3 separate regions of the Mus musculus genome follow, and all the other regions are linked to region 2. The links are chromatin loops, found by intact Hi-C in ENCODE. Cell type or tissue: heart. All regions are shown on one strand.

Region 1 (2,500 bases), 49 kb before region 2:
AGCCTTTTTCTGAGGAAGCTCTCTGACAGGCAGTCCTCCTGAAGTTCTTCAAGCAATCCCTGGGAGTTAGCTAATGCCTCTGAGGTCTCTTCATCAACAGCATCTTTTATAAGTGCCCAGAGGCAGAGGACGATAGAGTCTTCCTGGGTGGTTCTCAGAACTTGTCCAATTTTCCCCCAGGTTTCCTTATCCAAAGTTCTTTCTTCTTAAAACCATGGGCAGCATGAATCTATCTGATCTAAAATGTTTTCTAACAGCTGTCTTTAAACCCTGCTCCTCTCACCTGAAGCAGCTCTTTGAGGCTGCAGACAAATGCCTGTTTAGAATTCCCCTATCCCATCTACACTGCCAACCCCTAGGTGAATTCAACACTTCTTCAACCTAGCCTGTATCCCCTTATTGCACCTCCTACAACAGGCTCCAAAAGATGAAATTTATGGCTAGCGCTAGCATTAATGCTTTTGTTGCTTACCACTGTGCAGGATTCAATTACTTCTATTTTCTGTGGATCCATCAAGACAGCGTTTCTCAGTTGAAATCGCCCCCCACCCCACCCCGGTGTGCTCAGTCCCCTCGTTTGGGTGCCACCTGTAGCTGTCCAGCAGCCAAGGAGAACTGGGTGCCTGAAAGGGGGCTGGAAATGAAAAAGGATGGGTGGGTGAGAGAGGATGAAGCCAAGACAAAGTTTTCTGATTCAAGGCTCAAAGTTTAATACTCAGCTTTGTGTTTATATAGGGAAAACCCACAGACCCAACCTTTGTTTCAGCTGGATTATGTTGCTTTGCTTCAACTGGATTATGTTGCAAAGCAAGCTCGGCAGGCAATCTGCTTCTATAGGAAACTGCAGGTGCTACAAGGTGGAAGACCTCCACCTAGGTGGGAAGACTCCACCCTGGGTCAGCTATGCCAATGGAAGACCAACTGTGGCAAACAATTAAGGTCTGTTTAGCCTGCTCAAGGCTGGGGGAAGGGCATAAGGTGTTACAGGAATATGGGGAGAGTGGAAGAGAGGAAATGGGAGATAAAGGTCAATTCCATCATTTCATTGTGTACATGTATGAAATTATCAGAAATAAAGGAAACATTTATGTCACCCTGCTATTAGGGAAACAGAGACGTGTTGGAAGAATGAAATCTTTCTGGTTCTACTAACCAATGATGATGACAATGACAGAAGCTGGTCTGTCCATCTCTCCACAGTTTCAGGGAATCCAGTCAGTGTCATTCCAACACTGACCACTAGAGTGTTCCCTAAAGGTGTCTGGATAGTCAGTGCTCCATTGTGGATGAACAGATTTTTTGTTTTTAAAAAAAATTACACACACAAACACACACACCTCCATGATGTGTGTGTGTGGAGGTTAGAGGACAATTTGCTGTATTCAGTTCTTGTCTTTCAGTAGGAGTTCAGTTATTGAATTCTCTTGGCAGCAAGTGAGCCATCTTGCTGGCTCCTGAAAAAAGCTGTCCCCTTCTGGGTTCTAGCTCTTGTCCTAAGGGAGAACATCCCCCCCACCCCCCTTTCTGGAACTGTTTTCCTCATCTGAAAAAATGGGTGGGGTGTTTTCGAGCCTTCACAGAGTGCCTTTTCCTGGTGCAGAAGGCCATAGCCCAGGTCAGAAAGTGGGGATAAAGAATCCTGGAAGGTTCAAAAATATGCTGCGTATGTCTTTCCATATTATTTTTATTTTTTTATTTTTTGGTTTTTCGAGACAGGGTATCTCTGCGTAGCCCAGCTTGTCCTGGAACTCACTTTGTAGACCAGGCTGGCCTCGAACTCAGAAATCCGCCTGCCTCTGCCTCCCGAGTGCTGGGATTAAAGGCGTACGCCACCACGCCCAGCTTATGTCTTACCATTTTAAAGATGGTGCTGGAGGACTTCATTCAGCTGAAGAACAAGGCTGCACCTAACAGGGCCGCTCCCTATGGGGCAAATATTTAAACACATGAATCTATGGAGGCTATACCTATTCAAACCACCCCAGAAAGGGAGGATGCCTCCCACCATGTCCTGTCTTCTACGCACTGCCCCCCTTCTCTCTGCGTGTCACAGAGATGCAGGGACTGGCAGATGCCCAACATGACCTAGCTTTTATTCCCACACTCCCTACAAAAATCATGAAACAGACTTTAAGATTTATTGGGGAGTGTTGGGGGTGGGGAGCACAAAAGGCTGCTTCCAAGTGAGGATGGGAAGGAGGGAGTGTTGGGGAACTAAACCCAGGGCTACTAAACTATTGAATGACACCCCAGGGAAAGTCAATTTTCAAAGCAACATTCATGAGCAAACAGAGCTCCACACAGTGGCAGTGTTGGAGCCAAGGATATGCATCTGAGGCAGCATTATAGCTAAGTGAAAGCATAGCTAAGTGAAAGCATTCCCCAGACATGGATGCCAATGGGGCTGGAGAGAGGGTCCAACACTAGCTCTTACAGAGCGCCTACTTTTGGTTTTCAGCACCCATGTCAGGTGGCATAAAGCCACCTCTAAGTTCAGCTA
Region 2 (2,500 bases):
AGGATATGTAAGATCTAGTCTCAAACAAAACAAAAACAAACAAACAACAAAGCAAAACAACAAAAAAAATCCAAAACAAAGAAACCGATACGTTTGCAATTCACTATGATTTGAACTTGACCACGACTTAAAGTCCAGTCGTTTCCAAAAAAACTTTTATTACTGGAAAAAGGAGCAGAGGTAAGAGCAGTATTTAACCCAAGAGTAAAAGATAAACTTGAAAACCCTCAAGTACCATACTCACAGAGATGACGAAAATTGAAAAGTTCTTCCTCCGACCTTAAGTCAGAAGGGATAAAGATAGTCTCGTCATACTCTATAAAGGGATAATCTACCAAGAGGATATTACAATCCTAAATGCGGGAGCCGCATGTACCCATGGAAAAGAACTGTGACTGTCCCCTGAGAAGTTCCCTCACATCTCGGTATGTCTCAGTTTTCCCAGGTTCACTTCCATTAATCTCTGCGCTTAAGATCTATATTAGACATGTTTCTCGGGCCTGGAGAGATAACTCGGTGTGTAAGAGTGCTCGCTGAGCAAGGGTGAGAACCCGAGTTCAAATAAAAAACACCCAAGTAAATGCCAGGCATGGGGACAGAGCCCGGAGGATCGCTGGAGCTTGCTAGCAGGCAGCCTAGCCACAGGTTCAGTAAGAAACCCTGTCTCACAGGAATAAGGCGGGCCGTGACAAAGCAGGACACCGGGTGACCTCCCCTGGCCTCCGTGCATGGCGGGGCGTAAATTCTCACTCGCAAGAATTGTCTCCTAAACTTCCAGCTCGGCTCCACATCATCCAGCCTCGGAATCCCGCTTTCGACTGACTTTCCCTAAGGGGAAAAGCAGCTTTTCTGGAGCCGCAGGCGACAGTGCGCAGCCGCCCTTCGTCCCCCGGCGCAGCACCGGGATCCCGCCGCCCGGGACCAAGGGCGCCGCGCACAGCCCCGCCACTCGCCTGGCTCACCATGTCTGTGCCCAGGCCTGCCGCGGCTCCACAGAGGCTCCGGAACAGGCACTCACACGGCCGCGGAGGCTCAGCAACTTGGACTTCCTCAGCTGAGAGCTGTGAGGAGGGAAGCGCCAGCAAGAAAGATGGCGGGTGAGGAACTTCCGCTCCTCCCGCCGGCGCTGCTGATTGGCCAGCTCACACACTGGTGTCTGTACCGGGAGTTTCCGGCGGACCTCCCGACCTTTCCTAGGGTATGGCGTCATACAGCCAAGGACGCTAAACCGTCCGGGACTCCCACAGTTGGTTACTGAGAACCGCCCGGAAGGGAGATGGCGGACAAGGCGCTGCCTCTCGGCACCCTACCTGCCGCTCCTTTGGCCCTTATTGCTGGGCCCACAGATCCAGTCTCCGAAGCCTAAGTGACAGAATAAATTTATTCTCCCTCTTACTGACACAACCACTCCCTCTCCTGTCAACAACACTAATGAGATTCATTGGGACACACAAAGACATAAAAGATGAAAGAATTCGAGAGGGACAAGAGCAGGTAAAGGTCTGTGTGTGTATGAATATAAACAAGATACATGAATGAAAATGTTATATTGAAACTTTTCGTGTAATTAATACACGCTAATGACAACATTAAAAAAACTGTACTTTCCAGCAATTAAAAAAAAGCTTCAGCAGCTCTTCCACAAAGGACATTCTTTTTAGAAATGAGGTTTATTATAAAGTGCCTCAAGCCATGCTCAGCCCTGTAGGTGGAAGTGACATTAGACAGAAACAGTACAATTTATGCAGCTCTAAAAATAGGGCCTTAAGCCGGGTGTGGTGGTGCACACCTTTAGTCCCAGAACTCGGGGGGGGGGGGCAGAGGCAGGCGGATTTCTAAGTTCGAGGCCAGCCTGGTCTACAAAGTGAGTTCCAGGACAGCCAGGGCTATACAGAGAAACCCCGTCTCGAAAAAACCAACAACAACAACAACAACAAAAAACCAACCAACCAACCAACCAACCAACAAAAAAGGCCTTAAAAGAAGGGGCAGGGGGCCAGGCGTGGTGGTGCACGCCTTTAATTCCAGCACTTGGGAGGCAGAGGCAGGCAGATTTCTGAGTTCGAGGCCAGACTGGTCTACAAAGTGAGTTCCAGGACAGCCAGAGCTATACAGGGAAACCTTGTCTCGAGAAAAAAAAAAAAAAAAAAAAAGAAGGGGCAGGCTTCCATTCGAAGCCTGGCAGGCGGGTCTGGGAGGAGGTGATGTGGGGAAGGAGGTAGAGGAGATGAGGGGCAGGCAGAGGTGGACAGACTAACCTTGAGAAGGGGAGGGGAGAGCAGAAGAGCCTGAGATACAGCTTTCATTGTCTGGACCAAATCCCAGAGCTATCTATCTTCCTAAGGTGTCTCAGACTACTCCCCAGAACAAATAAAAAGGTCTGATTTTTTAAAAAATTACCTTTTAGGGGGCAGGAACTTTCATATCACTTGATATGTTTCAGCATAGTGTACCTGAACGGGAGCAAGGACGAGCCAGGTACTATTGAGAACTGTCACAG
Region 3 (2,500 bases), 210 kb before region 2:
AGGAAAAGAACTTAGACTGAAGAGGCACACTTTGATCTTGGCATATTTTCAACTGTTTAAAACAGAAAGAGCTCTAGTTCACATCCATGCATTCATTCACACACACACACACACACACACACACACACATCCTAAGTCATCTTGAGCTCCGCCCCTTCCTGCAATCAAAGCCTTCCACCGGCTACAAAGGGTTTCCCTTATAAGGTAAAAGAGGCTTGCTAGATACTTGTGGCCAAGCAACAGGAAGACGTCGGTTAATCACACAAAAATCTAAATGAAACCAGCTGTTGGGACACAAGCCCAGAAATCAGCTACACACACCCCAACCCCATTTCTAGTCTGGGTGTTTCTGGCCCGGAATCAACTTGAGATGTCTTTCTACAACCAAAAGAAGCATGCTTTCCCACATGAACTTTTAAAGCAGCTCAGAGTTTTCCAAAAGGCATCCCCCGCACTCCACCCTTGGGCCGCCAAATTCCTGGCTTGGCTGGAGTCTCGAGGCCATTTTGGAGATGTCTAGGGTGGGACGGGCGTATGAGAAGCCGTAACAGCTACTGTGCAGAGCTTCCGCCCGGTTCTGAGGCTTTCTCCAGCCCGAGCGGTCCTTGAGGGATTCAAGGCTTCTACCCAGGCCAGGCTGTCGCCCAGGCAGTCTTGGGAGGAGTCCAGGCGGTACCTGCACTGCCAACTCCACCTAGCCTTTCAGTTTCTAGGGTCCCCGCCCTGAGTTCCCACACTACGGCTTCAGGAGACCTGGGCAATCACACAACACTTCTTCCCTTGTCTGTGAGTCTCCTTCGCTAGCAAACACCGCCCTACTACTCAGGCAAGGGGCTCTCCTTGCCCCGGAAACGTCTGGAATGCCTCTCCCTAGTCTTTTCTTTCTACCCACCTGTAGCAGACTTTTGGGAGACACGAATCGAACGCTTTGTGGGTGCCAGAGCTGGGCTTAGAACCCAGACCCATCTCTGGCCCCGGGCTTGACCCAGGGATGAAGAGGAGGCGCGGAGGCCTTTCCTCTTTCCGAACTATTCATGCACCCCGGTCCCTGAACTCTCAGGGAAGGCGCATACAGTGGGCGCTCCGGCGTCGGGCAGGCCCCCTAGTGGATATTACCTGGGGCTAGGGGGACACAGGGTGATGGTGGTGGTGGTGGGTGTCCTGCAGGCCAGCGTCCAAATTCTCCTGTCCCCACCCCGCCCTCAGCGGACGTGTCGCGGCCGCACCCTAAGGACGTGCCGGGAAAGTTCGGGCGCGAAGAAGCAAAAGCGCGCACCGCCCCCGCCCCCACCTTGGTCAGCCGCAGACAATGGGAGCGCGGTATTTGCCCCACTACTCCGGAGTGCCCCGCGCAGGACTGTCCCCCCCGCAACCTCCCAGTTCCTGCCCCGCCAGCGTACGGGGCTCCAGGATCCAAGGGTATGGATGATCAAGGCGGAGGGGAGACGGAGGAAGGGGGAGCTAGAAGCATGCGGAGCTGGGAAGAAAAGAGGGCGCCAGGGAGCACTGCGGGCCCGGAAGCGCGCGGGACGAAAAGTGGGATCGGGCGGGGGTCGCGGACGGCGCGGGTCCTGGTCTCTCACTTTCTCGCGCCGCTCGCGCTCGCCATCCAGTTCGCGCTGCAGGCCTTGCGCGCGATCCTCTGCGTCGTCTGCCTGCTGCTGCAGGGCCTGGATCTTGCGCTTCACTGCCTCCAGTGAGTTGAGGCCGGCCATAGCTCAATCGTTCTGCTGGGCTCCGGCGACAGCTGGGCGGCCGCGCCCGGGCCCGCCAGCCTTGGCCACGCCGGGGCCGCCCCCGCCTCTCCCCGCCCCCCGGCCCTGCTGTCAGGCCCATGAGGTCACCCGGGCCGGCCGCGACGTCAGCACCGGGCGGGGGGTGGGTGGGAGGGGGTGGCTGACGTCGGTGCAGCTAGCCGCCTTTGCCCTGTGGGCTCCTCGTCCTCCCTCACTGCCCGCCCCGCCTGGCCCAGCGGCCGCGCACTTACCTGGGAGCCTTTATTCTCCGTCTGCTTTAGAGTCTTCTTTAAGTCTGTCAGGTCCTCGGAGTGCCTGTCCAGTTCGTCCTCCACGCATTTCAGTTTCTTCTGGAACTACGTCAGCTGCTCTTTCACCTGGGGACACAGAAGATAATGAGTCAGCCTAATGGTCCATTGCCCGGAGTTTGGGAGGCTGAGGCAGAAGGACTGGGAGTTTAAGGCCCTGCAAATGAACAAAGTCTTTATGAGCTGATGAGATGGCTCCATGGGTAGAGGTGCTTGCCACCAAGCCTAATGCCCAGAGTCCATTAATCTCACACATGCGCCCACATTAATGTAGAAAGTAAAAGGTTTATATAAAGAAGGTCTCATTCAGAGGACACAAGTTTGTGAAAGTAAAAAGTGTATATAGACAAGGTCTTGTACAGAGGACTCAGGTTGATTCCCAGCTCCTGTTCCAGGGGAGCCAACATTCTCTGCTTCCATGACCCCTTAGCATAGGCATGCATGCATGCAAAACAC

What was found. A loop is a pair of places that touch in the nucleus more often than their neighbours do. Peaks named below come from ENCODE experiments on the same cell type or tissue, not always from the same donor. Only the 100,000 strongest peaks of a DNase experiment are listed, where the experiment ranks them.
Region 1: it touches region 2 in a loop (2.2-fold over the local background); 4 of 42 quality-filtered maps call a loop at or near these places.
Region 3: it touches region 2 in a loop (2.1-fold over the local background); 4 of 42 quality-filtered maps call a loop at or near these places.

What each region holds. Positions count from the first base shown.
Region 1 is chr8:71,970,883-71,973,382 of GRCm38, reverse strand. No RefSeq gene overlaps it. Among named protein-coding and RNA genes, the nearest start is that of Zfp961, 21 kb to the right of the region's middle. In heart, CTCF peaks have their summits at 142 and 1,227; no DNase peak of the experiment used is centred here.
Region 2 is chr8:71,921,435-71,923,934 of GRCm38, reverse strand. Zfp617 (zinc finger protein 617) reads right to left here and starts at 1,110. Exons shown (of 4, transcript NM_133358.3): 1 at 963-1,110. The coding sequence starts at 965. In heart, no CTCF peak of the experiment used is centred here; a DNase peak (open chromatin) is centred at 1,174; H3K4me3 peaks cover 1,623 bases; H3K27ac peaks cover 1,801 bases.
Region 3 is chr8:72,134,537-72,137,036 of GRCm38, reverse strand. Tpm4 (tropomyosin 4) reads right to left here and starts at 1,749. Exons shown (of 8, transcript NM_001001491.2): 1 at 1,584-1,749. The coding sequence starts at 1,715. In heart, a CTCF peak has its summit at 1,103; DNase peaks (open chromatin) are centred at 236, 1,126 and 1,836; H3K4me3 peaks cover 2,375 bases; H3K27ac peaks cover 2,500 bases.